Regions from separate parts of the Homo sapiens genome. Here region 2 is linked to region 1. A link is an interaction called in ENCODE POLR2A ChIA-PET data of the cell type or tissue named here. Cell type or tissue: endothelial cell of umbilical vein. All regions are shown on one strand. Links, peaks and the distances in the headings refer to the core of each region. The heading gives the core; the rest is flanking DNA. Region 1 overlaps DOCK4 (dedicator of cytokinesis 4). Region 2 overlaps DOCK4 (dedicator of cytokinesis 4).

What was found. ChIA-PET counts read pairs that join two places held together with the same protein. Peaks named below come from ENCODE experiments on the same cell type or tissue, not always from the same donor. Only the 100,000 strongest peaks of a DNase experiment are listed, where the experiment ranks them.
Region 2: POLR2A ChIA-PET joins it to region 1 with 15 read pairs; 3 of 35 experiments call an interaction of 5 or more read pairs at or near these places.

The regions. Positions count from the first base shown.
Region 1 is chr7:112,066,134-112,074,477 of GRCh38, reverse strand. All of the region lies in intron 1 of DOCK4 (dedicator of cytokinesis 4), which reads left to right. Among named protein-coding and RNA genes, the nearest start is that of DOCK4, 140 kb to the left of the region's middle. In endothelial cell of umbilical vein, for the core only: no CTCF peak of the experiment used is centred there; DNase peaks (open chromatin) are centred at 2,409 and 4,367; H3K27ac peaks cover 1,992 bases.
Region 2 is chr7:112,014,824-112,023,167 of GRCh38, reverse strand. The region is part of intron 1 of DOCK4 (dedicator of cytokinesis 4); the gene reads left to right. Among named protein-coding and RNA genes, the nearest start is that of DOCK4, 190 kb to the left of the region's middle. In endothelial cell of umbilical vein, for the core only: no CTCF peak of the experiment used is centred there; no DNase peak of the experiment used is centred there; H3K27ac peaks cover 911 bases.

The sequences.
Region 1 (8,344 bases), core at 96-8,095:
CCCAGCATCACAGAGGAGGATGAATTTGTAGTTGGTAGACAAAGGTTTAATAACCGACACAGAAGAATAAATGCCTTCTTCCTGTTTGGCTATGAGCCCCTTGATATAGGAGTTGTGTGTTATTTATTTCCAGTTCCCAAATATCTAAAATCTAAATCATTTTATAACTCATTTGACAGTAAAAAATCTAACCTGTGGATGTAATATTTGCTCATGTTGCTGCAAAAATATTAATCCTGCCTGGATACTCACCCACATCTGCCTGGGAGGGTTTATAATACATGATATTTAACCCAAATTATTTTGTAAAACCTGGAGAAATTATTTTTTATTTTTAACGTGAAAGTCATTTATGTGAAAGTAACCAAAAAGGCTTATTACACAGTAGTCAAAAGGCATGCTAAAACTCATTTTAGATACAACTATTTTTTCTCTTTTATTTTTACTGGACATGTAATCATTGTACAAATTTATGGGATACAGAGTGATATTTTGATTCGTGTATAGATTCAATTCATGTATAGAGTGTATAATGATAAATCGGGGTAATTAGCATACCTCAAACATTTAAAATCTTCTAGTTTTCTGAAAATATATAATAAATTATAATTAACCACCTTCACCCTACAGTGCTACAGAATACTAGAGCTCATTTCTCCTATCTAGTTATAATTTTGTATCTGTTAACCAACTTCTCCCAGTACCCTCCTCCCCCATCTCCTCCCCAGCCTCTGATACTCACAGTCCTACTCTCTACTTCCATGTGTTCAAAATTATTTTTAGCTCCCATAGATAAGTGAGATCATGTGGTGTTTATCTTTCTGTGCTTGACATATTTTGCTTAACATAATATCTTCCAGGCTTATCCATGTTGCTGTGAATTACAGGATTTCATACTTTTTTATGGCTGAATAATATTTCCTTGTATACATACACAATGAAATATTATTCAGCCATAAAGATTGAAATCCTTTTTTACATTACATTTTATTATCTGTAATAATACATGTAATACATGTATTATTTTACATTACATTATTGTAAAGAAAATACATTTTCTTTATCCATTCATGTGTTGAGGGACATTAAGGTTTATTCTATATCATAGCTATTGTGGATAATGCGACAGTAAACATGGGGATGCAGGTATTCCTTTGATATACTGATTTCCTTTCCATTGGGTAAATACCCAGTAGTGGGATTATTACTGGCAGGGAATCTATACAGGTCTGCAGCAACCTCAATTCTTGGCTCCTCAGAAGAAAAAACTTGATAGAGGGACATAGACAAAATGAGAGACCTAGGCAGGTTTTAGGACATGAGTGGAAGTTCATTAAAAAGCTTTTGAGTAGGAATGGAAGGAAGTAAATAATTCTTGGAAGAGGGCCAAGCAGACGACCTAGAGATCAAGGGCACTGTTTGACCTTTGACCTTGGGTTTTAGATGTTCCCATGCTTCTGGGGGTGTTGTGATCCCTTCTCCCCTGATTCTTCCCTTGGGGTGGGCTGTCTGCATGCGCAGTGGCCTGCCAGCACGTGGGAGGGGCTGCATGAGCAGTGTGATTACTGGAGTTGTACTCATGCTCACTTGAGGCATTCTTCCCTTACCAGTATAAAGTTCCCAGAGGAAGGTTGTATACCAGTAAAGCTCCGCCATTTTACCTCTTAGTGTGCATTTGTGAGACCACTTGCTCAGCTTCTGAGATCTTATCAGGAAGCTGCTGATCACCAGTTTCAGGTGTTGCTATCTGTTGGGAGATGGCCACTTCCTGGTGCTGGCTGCAACAAATACTATTTTAGGGAGACAGTTTAACAACCTCCTGACCATCACCTGATGGTTGCCTGACATTCCTGGTGGCAGGGGCCAGGTGAGGGGCTCTTCTGGCCTGCTCATGTCTGCCTCACTGCCTACTGTAACAGGATTGCTGGGTCATATGATAGCTCCAGTTTTAGTTTTTTGGAGAAATCTCTGTACTGTTTTTGCTAGTGGCTGTACTACTTTACATTCCTACCAACAAAATATAAGGATTCCCTTTTGTCTGCATCCCCAAACCTGGAGAAATTCTAAATTACACAACACATCTGACCCTAGCGTTATCAGATAAGGGATTAAGGATCACAAGGTCTAACAAAATGTCTTGTGTAGTTTAGTAAAGATTCCATGAATTGATAATAGATTGTTTACTAACTTCTTGTTGTCATGTTATTTTGCAAGCTGATACTCTGGTTATAGATAGATTTTTTTTCCACATGTGAGAATTTTTAAAGAGGTAATAAATCTGTGAGCTCTTTGTAGTTACTGAGTACATGGAAATATCATGGTTTATTGGAGCTTTGGAAAAGGATATGGAAGCTCTTTTGATAGAGCCTCAGAGAAAGAAAAGAGAAGATGTTTTGAATTCCCAATAGCTATGGTGTTCAAACAGGTTATGACTCAGAAAATAATTTTCACATTGGTTTGCAGGAAGATGAGTTCAGCAAGGTGAGGGATATTCTACTTCAATCTATGATAGTCAAGAAATTTCACTAAAATTGTAAACATATAGAGGAGGAATCTGGAGTTTCATTGGTTTGATCTTTTTAACTAGAAATATGAGATAATTCTTTACCCTTCCTTTGACAAGATTTTGATGGTAACTTCCTAATAGATTTATTTCTGTCAATATTACATATTGCTGTTGGTACATTTTTCTAAAGCTACTGTACTTTTAGTTTTTCCTCTGCTAAGGCAAGGACATCCAAATAAGAAGATTTTGGCAGGTAATTGTGAATAAAAATACATTGAAAGGTTAGAAAATATTTTAAAGGATTATACTTGTATTTCTTTCAGAAGATTGAAGACTGCTCTGAATACGTAAATACTTTTACAATTTGTATGGCATTCCTATTGGAATAGAATCATTCAATTTCGAGTAATAATAGGACTTTTTAACTTTTAATTTTTTATATGTTTGCATTCTCGTGGCAGAATAACAATTTACGGTTTAAATCAGGTAGGGTCTGTTAAACTTCAGACTATTAATATTAATCTTAATGATGCTGAGGAATTCCCTTTGTTTCTCCTCGGTCAGTATTGATTGGGTCTTCCAACATGTTTAATACACTCTGCCAGGTGCTGTGGAATATACATGAGGGAAAAGTCTGAAAGATAAAAATGAAGGAGAAATGAAGTAATAATTAAGAATAGTAGAAAAAAATCTGTGTCCGAGTTTTTACATTCATTGCCAGCATCAGATATCAACAAAGGTACAAGATATCAGGAGGAGAGCTCTGTTGTGGGCTGTGGCAAAGATAAAATCATATTATAAGCAATGCTATTATTTTAAAAACAAAATGATTTTGTAGAACAAATTGGTTTTTTCCTACTATCAGGTAACCCAAAGGCACTATTGATCTGGTGGCAAGGAATTCTGGGTAGTCAACTGTCTTCTGCCAACTGCTTTACTTACAGCATTTGCCTGAAGGCTTTTTGTTTTGTTATGTTTTGTTTTTTGCTTTTTAGGTAGAAAGAGGTCGTAGCTGAATGGCTCACATCTCTTTGGTCACTGTCACTGCTTACCTCGTGCCCCTTCAACCCAGCCATGTACACGACACCAGCTGATTCTTAAACGGTCACCTGAGCAAACTCATGAAGCTCCAGGGAATAGGAGGAGGAGGAGAAAGGCAGGGCCAGTGTGCCTAAGACTTTTCCTTTTCCCTTAGATTTAGGCGATTTCTTTTTTTGTTCACTTCCTAATATGAGCTGTGTCTCATGACCTCAGTTTATTTTTATTTTTAATTTTATAGTTTTTTTTTAGTGGTTCATTTTAATAAAACTTTATCACCAAAACAACCCATGGCTTCAAATACAGTTTTCAAATCTCCGTCTCTGGGCAGGCCTTTTTCCTGGGCTTCAGGAACCTAAATATTCAACTACTCCTTAAATACTGTCAGCTTGTTATTCCACAGGTTCTAAAATTCAGCCTGAATAAAACTTAAATCCTATTTCCCTGAGAAATATTAGGTTGGTGCAGAAGTAATTGGTGCAAAAGTAAGTGTGATTTTTGGCATTTTTTTTTAATGGCAAAAACCACAGTTACTTTTGCACTAACCTAATATATCAATTCCCATAGTTACTCTCAGTGAATGGCATTATCATTCATGTGCTTGCTTAAGCCCGAAGTGCTGAAATCATAATATCCCTTCCTTCTTCCTCCCACCCCTGTATCTAAAGGGTTCCCATCTACTTCTAAGTCCACATCCTAAATAGTCTTTTAATTAGTCATCTCCTATTTAACTCTGTTGTCATTATATTCATTTGGCCTGAAGATTTCCTGCCTGCTACTATAGCTGCTTTCTACCTAGCCCTATTGTTCTTTCACCTCATCTAATCCATCTTCCACACTGCCATTAAAATGAACTTGTTGAGTTGTGATTCTCATCCTTGACTGCTCCAAATCCTTCAATGGATCACCATTGTTTTCTGGCTAAGATCGGAACTCCTGTCAAAAACTGACCAGCTTTTCTTTCCACCCTAATGTTCCACTATGACTCAGTTTGTGTACTGTGTAACTCTCTTCCCATGGCTGCACGTGCCCTTTTGTTTCCATCCTTTGCTCTTCCCTCTTCCTTGCCTGTTTGACAATTTCTAGCTTGGTACTTTCTGTTTTAGGAGGCATTTTCTATTTTCCTTTATTTTTCTTATTTCTTTTTTAATGCAGTGGATCTGTTTCAATGGAGAGACATTTTCTATTTTCTACCGCTGAGTTGGGTACTCTTGATCTTTGCTCTGATACCAGTCCATGCTCTTGTCACCGTATATCCACCACCACCACTAATTGTAACAGCAACAAGAACAAGGAAGCCAAGTTTTAAAGAGAAAGCTCTTGTGTGAGGCTCTTTGTACTGTATATGTGTTATTTCATTAAGTCCTCAGAACGACCCTGTGAGACAGGTGGGTACCATTGTCTTTGTCTTAGAGGTAAGGAAACTGAGAACGACAGTTTTAGCCAGTTTTCTCTAAGTCTTCCAATAAGAGGTAGAATTGAGATTCAAGTAAGTTATTCTTAATGTAGAGTCCTATCTAGTAACAATGACATGATGCTACTTACCTCATTAGGCTGAGAGCCCCTTAAAGGCAAGAATTATGTCTTTCATTAATAGTTGGTTGAGTGAGTGCCTGAATGAGAAGATGAGCAAAGGCATGCGTGTTATAAAAACATTTAGCCTGCAGTGCCAACAATAACTCAATCTTCTCAGGAGAAAAGTACTGAGCTGTTATCCACCCAATGACAAAAGTTTGCTCGGTGTACAAACTTGGTGTTACGTAGACGGCTTGGTGTACAAGCCATCACTGTCTGGCAGTACTAATGTCAGGCAACAGATAATCATTTGGGCACTCAGAATAGCCAGTCTGTTATTCAAGATATGCAAGAGTGCATTTTAAATGTCAAGCACATTTACTTCTTTGAGGGAGGCACATTTTATACAGGAGTGAAGAATTAGAGATAGAAGTTGGAAATTCTTCCTAATGATATCATTCATTAATATTTCTCTTTTTTGTTGTTTTTAAATGTTTCAGCTGGTTATTTTCATGTTAACTCATTAAAAAAGTTATTCTCTGGTGAGGCACTTGGGGACAATCAGAAGAGATAGAGATCCTACATCTCAGGGCTCTCTGAATCCTCAAGAAGTACCTTGGGACATTATTTCAATCAGAGTGTGAATACCCACTAACTACAGAGCCTACAAGAGGTGCTTGGGGATGCAGGATGAATGAGACACCATGTCTGTCTCTAGAAAGATGAGTCTCGCTGCAGCCGATGGGAATATCAGAGAAGATATTTTGCTCTTTAGGTTGCCTTATAGGCTTCTCATTGCCTAAGGCAGAGTCATAATTATAATAATTTATATGCATTTGCAATGTGTCAGGAACTGTGCTAAGCACTCAATGTGGGTTCTTTTGTCTAATTCTCACCATAAGTTTATGAGGTAGATATTGTTACCTCTGTCTTACAGATGAGGAAACTGAGGTTTAGAGAGGGTAAATAACTTGTCCACATTCACATACGTAGAAGGGATGGAGCTGGAATTCACACCCAAAGCCAGTGTGCTCTTAATCATAGTACTATGCTACCTCCCTATCTGACCCAAAGCAATCTGGGTAAATATAACTGTCAAGATCATTACAGGGTGCTCTAACATTGTTTTATCTTTTCAAGGAACCAACAAGGGATGCAGGTACTCTCACCACTTTACAGTTGAAGAAACTGACCCAGAAGGATTTTTCCTGGACCAAAGTCATACTGCTGTTATACTAGATTATGAGTACAATAGTGCAGTCTTCTTTGCAAACTCCCCAGTAGCAAGTAAACAAACAAGAACAGCAGATTATGTGTGAACAAAGAGATCTGGTGCTTATTATATATTTCTTCAATTCATTTTTCTTTTCCCTTGTTGTGTGAGACATGCATAATTTTCTTGGCTCTGTATATAATTACATACCTGCTTTGAGATGAACATTCTTAAGTGTAGTGATTAATGGTCTGGGATTGGACGTAGTCGCCCTGCAGTCTAAGTTATTCAATATCTTTCACCAAAAATGCTAATAATTAAACTGCCAGTGGCAACAAACAGCCAGGGTTTGTGCTGATAGATGTCTGCTGTAGTTTTCCATGGCAGTAATGTGGTAAGCATTGAAACGTTTCCTGGGGATTTCAAGTGGTAGCCTTTGAAGGTGTGTTTTGTACATCTCTCCTGCCCTGGGGAGCTTTCCTGTTCCCCACAGGTACTGACTGGAAAGAAGTCAAAGCCGTAAGTTCTAGAAGAGTTGGCAGGAAACTCATCTCTGCCCATTTTCTACAAGTAATGCTGCTTCCAAGCAGGCAGCAGCCCCAGTACTTTACTGTGACATTTACATTATCCTTTTTTTTCTTTTTTAGCCCTCCAGTTATCACCCAATGAGAATGTAAAATACTTCATCTTCTCTCTAGTATATTTTTTACTCCTTTAAAACTTAGCTGAAGTCGTACCTTCTTAGAGTTCACCACCCTGGCTGAATCATACCTATCCTCCTCTCTCTTCCCTATCTCAGATTGCTTTTAATTGCCCTGGCCAGCCATCCAGAAAGAAGCACTGTCTTAATGGCCTTTCTGACCAGGACCTCGATGTCAGGATGTTGATGGGTTGGTTTGTCTGGTATCATGGCAGTAGCCAGTTCAAATCTAGGAGTAGGAACCATCTTTTTTTTTTTTTTTTAAGTAAAGGTGTTTTTTTTTTCTGATTATAAATATAATAATGTTTATTGTGTAACTTTTTTGGGTGTTTTTTGAGACAGAGTCTTGCTCTGTCTGGAGTGCAGTGGCACGATCTTGGCTCACTGCAACCTCCACCTCCCTGGGTGAAGCAATCCTCTCACTATAGCCTTCTGAGTAGCTGAGACCACAGGTGCCTATCACTATGCCCAGTGGGTTTTGGGTTTTGTTTGGTTTGGTTTGGTTTTTTTGTGTGTGTGTGTGTGTGGAGACGGGGTTTTGCCATATTGCCCAGGCTGGTCCCAAACTCCTGGGCTCAAGCAGTCCTCCTGCTTCAGCTTCCCAAAGTGCTGGGATTACAGGCATGAGCCACTGTGCCCAGCCCATTGTATAACAGTTTTAAATGAGATAAAAAGAAGAGACATGAAGTCATCTTTGAACTCGCCACTTGCAGGTGACCAATATGTTAATTTGGGTTCTCCAGAGACACAGAGCCAATAGGAGATATATATATATATATATATATATATATATATATATATATATATATATATATGTATATGTATATATGTATATGTATATGTATAATATGTGTATATATGTATATGTGTGTATATATACACGTATATATGTATACACGTGTATATATGTATATGTGTATATATACATATACACACGTGTATATATACGTATATATGTGTGTATGTATATATATGTGTGTGTGTATATATATAGAGAGAGAGAGAGAGGGAGAGAGAGAAAGCATGCTATATGAGAGGGGATTTATTAGGGCAATTGGCTTATGCAATAATGAAGACTGAGTTGTCCCATGATAGGCCATCTGCAAGCTGGAAAACCAGGTAAGCCAGTAGAGTGGCTTAGTCCAAGTCTAAAGGCCTCAGAACCAGGAAGGCTCAGGCTGAAGGCCTGAGAACCTGGACTTATGTCCAAGGACAGTAAAAGAAGAGTGTCCCTGCTCCAAAAGAGAGAGTGAGCAAAATAGTCTTTCTTCTGCCTTTTGTTCTGTTTGGACCCTTAGCCAGTTGGATAGTGCCCACCCACAGTGGGTGAGGGTGCAGCCCACTGATTCAAATGCTGTTCTCTTCCTGAAAC
Region 2 (8,344 bases), core at 16-8,015, 51 kb after region 1:
TCATGTGGGTCAGGAGTTCAAGACCAGCCTGGCCAGCATGGTGAAACGCCATTGTCTACTAAAAATACAAAAATTAGCTGGGCGTGGTGGCGGGCACCTGTAATCCCAGCTACTCGGGAGGCAAAGGCAGGAGAATCGCTGAAAAACCGCTTGAACCTTGGAGGTGGAAGTTGCAGTGAGCCGAGACCACGCCACTGCACTCCAGCATGGGCAACAGAGTGAGACTCCATCTCAAAAACAAAAAAAGAAGAAAAGGCTCCTCTTTGATTGAAGTGGTACTTGAATTCTGGGGGCAATTTACAGGCCTTTCACTTCCTTAGCAGGAAATTGCAGCCCGGGAACCAGAGTTTGGATATTAAGAAAATAAGCATTTCATCAGGGAAACATTTACTGATGCTAACTACTTGCCAGGTGATTATAGGAGTAGTCAAAGAAATGGTCAACATTGACAGCTCACATGCCTTTGCTGCCCAGGTGTGCTCATCACTGTGCTGAACACCATCCATGTTCTCCATGGGACTCATTCCATTCCCACAGAACCCTGTGAGGCAAATACTGTTATTACCCAAATTTTACAGTCTGAGGAAACTGAAGCACAGCACGGTTAATAGCTGGCTGGGCTCACGTCGTTAATAAGTAGCAGGAATGGGATTTGAACCCACCTATGCAGAAGCCTGAGCCATGCTCCTCACCGCTACTCTGTGCCTGCTTCCCTCTCAAGGAGCAGTAATTACAGCTGGGACAGCCATCAGCTGGTCAGGGGCGGAACCCTCTCCTGTACCACCACCGAGCTTTGTGACCTTTGGCAAATTGCTTCTCTTGTCTGGCCCCAGCTTTCCTCATCTATAAAATACAGATAAGAATACCTACTGCAGAGAGTTGCTGTGAGGAGTACTTGTACTATATTTGTGGATACTTCTGGCTCAGTACATAGAGTGGTATCCAGTCTGCGGTAGATGTTTAGTAAACATTGAGTGAGTGATTATACCGCGCTAAACACATACCACAGCATTTCCTAGGGGGAACTGAATAGAGACAGAGGAGATTGCATGTGAAGGGGAAAAGGTAAACCTTTCTGTTCTAGGTGTTTTTCACACTGTCATGACATAGAATATAGTACCAAGTTAATGTCCCTGCTCATGGTTAGTGGTCTTTTGCAGTTTACAATTTTGACATTAATCGGAAGCATAAATAATCATATGCATATTTTTTCAACATAGCATTTAGTATGCCCTTCACATGATACTGAGCTTTCTGGGGTTTGTACTGGGCCTACTCTGTAGTCTGTTAGTGGTGGAGATCAGCTGGCTCATGTAAACTAGGGAAGCGCAGGGCGAAGAAACTCTGGAAGAACCCGTAGACAGGGCCTTGATCCTTTTTGTGTATAGTTGTGTTTGACAGCTGTGAATGGTTTGGGAACCCTCTGAGGAAATATTAGACTAGAACTCCCCTTGCAATAAATAAATTAAAATACATAAACTTGAAGGAAGCTGTTGAAAGATGGGGAAAATTAGCTTCAGAGGAGACATGGGAGAATTCATGGAAATGATGGGATCCTTTTTGGATGAAATACTGTGCTTCGGCTGGTGGCCAGATTCATGGAGCGGACCCATCTGACTTGCCCATGGGAAGGCGTTAGACTTCCTCCTGCACTGTAAGTGGCCTCAGGAATTTTTATTCCACTTTATGTGTAGAGCTATGGATGAAATTCAAGTAGCACTTCTTTTCTGAGCTAGTCAAAGGATAAATAGGTATTGTTTTCTATTTACTTTCAGTTGTATCTACCCCTTTTCTTCACCTAGGTGTAGGCCCTTTGAGAACAGATACCTAGTCTCCTATATAGATGAAACATTTCATATCTCTGGTATTTACCTCATCTATATAAAACATAGCTAAGAACCAACAAGTAAGTTTCTGAACTACCAAAACAGATTTGCCGAAGTGTGCTAAAGCTCCTCATATTCATTGGTAGCATTTTATTGATTCTTTTTTATTCTTAAATATAAAAGGCTGATTTCTGGAGCAAAATAGTTTAGAAGAGAAAAATCATAATGGCTTTGGGCGTCAGCTTTTGTCCTCTGTGTACCCTCTAGTGTTCGTCCCCCAGCATGGCTGGACATGATAATGGGCCATCTCCCATCCTCACTTGGCCTCCACCTTCGTTCCAGCTGTTGTTGTTGACCCTTCAGAACTCTGGGGAGAAATGGGCAGGAAAACGAAGTACAAATAGTTGGATAAGTATAGAGAAAATTTAAGGAGTTATGCTGAGAAATCCCAAATGAAATTTGGATTAGATCATGTGTTAGGATTAGATCATGTTTTACCAGAGTTCTGATGGTGACATAACATGAAAGAAACATCTAAAGCCAGGCCATTGTGATTGGCAGTGACCACACCTTTTCATTATATTCTTGCTCCCTGAAAAGCCCAGCTTTAGTTCACTTATTAAATTTCCTTAATTTTTTTTTTTTTTTTTTTTTTTACTTTTAGGGTACCAGTGACTCTTTGGCATAGAAAGCCAAGTCAGTTTTGGCCTATCTTCTGTGCCACATGGTCTTACGGTGCTCTCAGGTTTGAGTTTCTGAAGGTATGATCGTTTAAGTCGGAGACTACAACACATGATTGACATTTCCCCTTTCTCCAAAACAAATGTAAATTCTAAAATATTGGTTTTTCACGAGACCAGTCGGGATAAGCTACAGACTGCATGAAGGGCATTAAGTGTTCAGACTGATACTTGTTTTGTTTAGTTTTGTTTTATGCTTTAACAAGCAAAAGGACCTGCCACAGCTGGGGAATAGTGTGAAGGTGAACTTTTTTACCTGGGGGGTTCAGGATTGATGCACAGTGAGTAGCTTTATATGAGTTACTTCTAGCAGGACCCAACTAGATTTTGGAAAACTGACAGGGTGATCTATTATTTCTACACATGTATGAGGATAAAAAAGGTTCAGTCTTGTGGCAAAGAAAGGAAAATATTAGCTCTTAACTCATCTGTTTTGAGGAGATCTTGGTTACCCTGTCCTGTTTGCTTATTGTGTCAGAACTCAGGTGGGTGCGGAGCAGGTGGTGATTGAGAAACACTCAGTACTTGTATATATCTGTCACACAGCTTCAAACACAATGTAGGAAAGTTTTTCTGTATAATGCTGGGTATTTTTAACTCTGCAGCTCCAATTGTAAATTGGGATTTTCTGCCATAGTATGACTTAGTTCTAGGCTTAACTCCTAGGTAAGCAAACAAACAAATTGACTTTCCTGGTTGCCTGTGTTTTTAGGAAGAACTCACAGCAAAATGCAGAATTTTTTTTAAAGACTTCATCCCCTAGTAGGCAAATCTGCTATTCTGGATTTATTAAAAAGTTTAAAGATTGAACAAACATTTAGTATACTAAAAAGACCTTAAAACTCAGTGATTAAAAAATTCTCAAAAAGTATCTTAATTTTTAAATTGTATTTCCTTTAGCTATAAGAGGTAAAGATAGGAAAGACAGCAGGGAAATTTATTTATTTATGTTTCCATTTTACCAGAAGCTGATAAACTCAGAATTTTTAAGCATATAACTTTGGGGTCTTGATGGCCTATGGTCAGTGTTTTGATCCATTTACTTAGATTGAGAAATAGCTGAATTATTCATTTATATAGATTGCTTTTTAACTTCCAGAATTCATTAAAACTATATTCACATTAACACGTATTATTAATAGTGAAACTATTAGTAAATTGTCAATATAGTTATAACTATTTGTTAGTAATAACAAATGACTGTTAGCAGAGGCTATAAAATAAGATAGTTTTTAATTACAGTCATTAATAAAAGGAGAAAAAGTCATATCTTATATGTACTTTCATGCAGGTACACCTTATTCTAGCCATGCTTAGTCATTTGAGCTCTTGATTCTTCTTTTTGTTAATGGGAATTATCTGTAAATTCTTGCACACCTAAGGAACAATATGTCTCATCCTCAATTTAATTTTTGAACGTTGAATATATTTTTGGAACTTTTTAAATTGTCTTCCAAAAAATGAAATACTTTGAATTGTTTAACATTTTTCTTTTGAATCTTATTATCTTTGGGCACTTGTTATTTCACTTTGCATTAGCTGGATCGCAATGTTATGGGTACCCACTTTGTATATGAGCACCAAGGGCATGCACATTGTCAGATTTAGTTCATGGACAGACCAAGTCACCTCTGTTGATGGTCAGAAAAATAAAAACAAATGCAAAATTATCATTTGAACCAAAGAACTGCAATAGATGGATTGTTCCTAATTAACCTATTGTGAAATCAGTGACTGCTTTTGGCCCTAACACCAGACCTATTGTTTGTTTTTGAAGATATTTTGGAAAATTTATCTCATTTGTTTGGCAAGTTTCATAGTAGAGGGGAAAGGAGAAATATTTCTAAAGATTTTAACCCTAGCTAAGCATAGGGATTTTGATTTCCATGAAAAAATGGGTGGGGTGGGGGAGGGGGATGTAGGGAGTATTTTTTTCAAGTTTCTTTTAAATAATGTAGCTTTTGGCAAACAAAGACAACCCAGATTTCAATTATTGTAGACAACATCTGGAATCAATAGTTTCTGAAATTTACAGTGAGAAGAAAGTTATGGAAAGCTAATTTCATTAGCTTATAAAATTGGAAGAGCAGAAGAAGAGAGGGCATGATTCCCAGGGGAACCTGGTGCCCTCTAAAAACCCTGAGGAGGAATTTAAAAGTTCATTTATAATTGATAAGTGCTGAGTTGGTAATGTTCATTTTTATCCTGATTTGGCTATTACAGTTTCATGAATTTTGCCTTAACTTGTTATTAAAATCTCTATGATAAACAAGCAGCATTTTTTTCCTTAATATCTTTTCATTTTAAAAATAGTCATTGAGAGGAAGCAGAAAGGCTTCATAGAGAATTTATACAGTGGAAATAACAGAGTTTTATTAGTTTCCTAGATAACATAAGCCACATGAATACTGGTTGCCTGTGTTTTTTTTTTTTTTTTTTTTTTTTTTTTTTTTTTTTTGAGCTGGAGTCTTGCTGTGTTGCCCAGGCTGGGTTCACACCATTCTCCTGCCTCAGCCTCCTGAGTAGCTGGGACTACAGGTGCCCGCCACCATGCCCGGCTAATTTTTTGTATTTTTTTTAGTAGAGACGGGGTTTCACCGTGTTAGCCAGGATGGTCTCGCTCTCCTGACCTCGTGATCCACCTGCCTCTTTTAGGAAGAACCATGAATGCCAGGTTTACAAGTACCATATGTAGAATGATGTGAGTGTTCCTATAAGGCCTTTCTAGTCCCAGTACTGTGCAAGTCTGAAGAATGGCTGACCTGGGCTTGACCCAGATCCCAGAAGACATGAGTCTTCATTCCCTCAACTCCCATTGGTGAGGTAGCTACTATATTTTCCACAGGGGTTGGGATAGGGTGTGGTTGAGAGATTGGTGTTCTCAGTGCAGCTATGTTCCCTTGGGGAAAAGGGAAATGATGGAAGAAAGCAAGGTGTGTTCATAATTATCCAGTCTCTCCTGAGGGCTGTGAACAGTATGGATGGATCGCCAGGTTGTGGCAAAGTTAGGGTGAGGCTTTTCAGGAATCAAGGTTTTCTAGGTCAGGTGGAGAAACACAGTACTGAGGAAGAGTCAGCTCATGTTCATTGTGTCTCCACATTTGCCAAGACCTCTCTACCTCTCCCATACTATATTGCCTCTGCTATGTATAAATCCCTCCCATCACCCAGTTTTCATTACATGTGTAATTATTATTTCAGTTGTTTAATCGATTAAGTAGGCTATTATGAGGTAGCTTCAGAATTTAGTTACTGATTCCAACTAGCCAACTTTATAACATTTCCAAAATGTAAATCCTTTGTAAGATGCTCACTGTAGTTTGAAGCCAGTGTCTTATTTTAAGTAAGATTTTAATAGTTAAAATCAGTTAAGCCATACATACAGTATGCCACAGAATTAATAACTTGTGATAGCTTCTGTGAATATCAGTAAGTCCTAAGACCTTAGTTAAAAATAAGTGTTATTATACAAAATAATTAGGAAGTCTAGATTCCTGCCAGAAAATGAAACAAATATATATAATTTTATCTAGATTCCTTTATAAGTCAGTGATAATTGCAGTGAAGCTAGAGAGTTTGATTCAAACCTGAAGATGATTACAGTTAATCGTAGGACCCATCGAATTTTCCTTGAAAATGTTGGCTGAAATCGCTCAAAAGCAATCTTTTAACCAAACACCCATATACAAATTATTTGGTTAAGGAAGTAATATCTAAAGAGATCATGCCGTGTATGAAAATTGGACAAAAACGTTAATTTGTTTCCATTTTCTGAAATAAATGAAATGTTTTTCATTTTCTGAAACACTTGAAATTTCACCTGATATACTGAGTAGTCGTTTCAAGGATGCCTATGGTAGTAGTATTAATTTTGTACTTTATGTTAAAGAAATCAAGACTAAACTAAGTATATTGTATCCACTTCAAAAAGAACCCATTACAGGTTTTGATTGCAATTGAAATAATCCAGCTGTGTCTGAATAACCCTGTGACAAACATCATGATTAGAAATGGCTAAGGTTGCAAGGCAAAAATTATCAATGGATGTTATGAGATATGATGAAAAACAGTATATTTGCATAGTCTGAAAGTATCTTCCCTTAAGATACTTGTTACTTACAAAGGCAAAAATAGTAACTGTACAGTGGAGAAACCTGGGACACTTAACCAAGTGATCAAAGTTAATATCACCAGTAATAAAACCTATCACCATCATGTACCTCCTGATGAGATACACCAAGCAGGGCACACCATCACTTCTGTGATATTCATGCCAAAAATGCATATTCTACATTTAATTGTGAGGAAACAACCCAAAATTTAGAGATACTCTGCAAAATAAATGGCCAATATCCTTAAAAGTAGCCAAAGTCATGAAAGACAAATACTGAGAAACAGTCCAATATGGGAAGAGACTAAGAAAATGTAACAACTAAATGTGCAATCCTGGACAGGACAAAGATGACATTAGTTGGACAAGTGGTGAAATTTGCATATGAACTGGAGAATAGTTAATAGTATAAGTTATGGTTTAAATGTTTTTGTCCCCTCCAAAACTTATGTTGAAATGTAATCCTTTTAAAAACTCAGGTGTTGCCAAAAAGACAGTATTAAGAGGTGGGACCTTAAGAAATGATTGGACCATGGGGACTCCTCCCTTGTTAATGGGATTAAGGCCCTATTCAAAGAGGCTTCAGGCTGTGTTTGGGTAGTTTACACTCATGTTCTTCGTCCTTCCACCATGTGAAGACAAAGCAGAAAGGCTCTTAGCACAATGCCAGTACCTTGATCTTGGACTTGCTAGCTTCCAGAACTGTGAGAATTAAATTTCTTTATAAATTACCCAGCCTGTGATATTCTGTTACAGCAGCACAAAATGGACTAAGACAGTATATTTTTTCAACATTAACTTCCTGGTTTTGGTAAATGTACTATATTTATTTAAGAGCTTCACATTTGCTGAAGCTTATTTAAGAATATATCTTTATACTATTTGTGTTACTTTCTTCTTTTCTTTCCTTCTGTTACCAGAAAGGGGTCCTGATCCAGACCCCAAGAGAGGGTTCTTGGATCTCAAGCAAGAAAGAATTCAGGGCAAGTCCACCGAGCAAAGTGAAAGCAAGTTTATTGGAGAAGTAGAGATAAAAGAATGGCTACTCCATAGACAGAGCAGCCCTGAGGGCTGCTAGCTGGCTATTTTTATGGTTATTTCTTGATTATATGCTAAACCAAGAGTGGATTATTCTTGGAGTTACCAAGGAAAGGGATGGGCAATTCCCAGAACTGAGGGTTCTTCCCCTTTAGACCATGTAGGGTAACTTCCAGATGTTGCCATAACATGTGTAAATTGTCCTGGTGCTGGTGGGAGTGTGTTTTAGCATGCTAATGCATTATAACTAGCGTATAATGAAGTGAGGACCACCAGAGGTCAGTTTCGTTGCCATCTTGGTTTTGGTGGGTTTCAGTTCTTTACCACATCTTATTTTATCAGCAATGTCCTAATGACCTGTATTTTAGCCCTGCCAACATCCTAATTCATCCTATGACTAAGAATGCCCAACCTCCTGGGAATGCCACCCAGTAGGTCTCAGTCTTATTTTTCCCAGCCTCTGTTCAATATGGAGTCACTCTGGTTTGAATACCTCTGACAATTCTTCTTTCTTCCTTTCTTTTCTTCCTTTTCTCTTTCTTCCTTTCGAGACAGGATCTCACTCTGTTTCTCAGGCCGGAGTGCAGTGGTGTGATCATAGCTCACTGCAGCCTGGAACACCTGGGCTC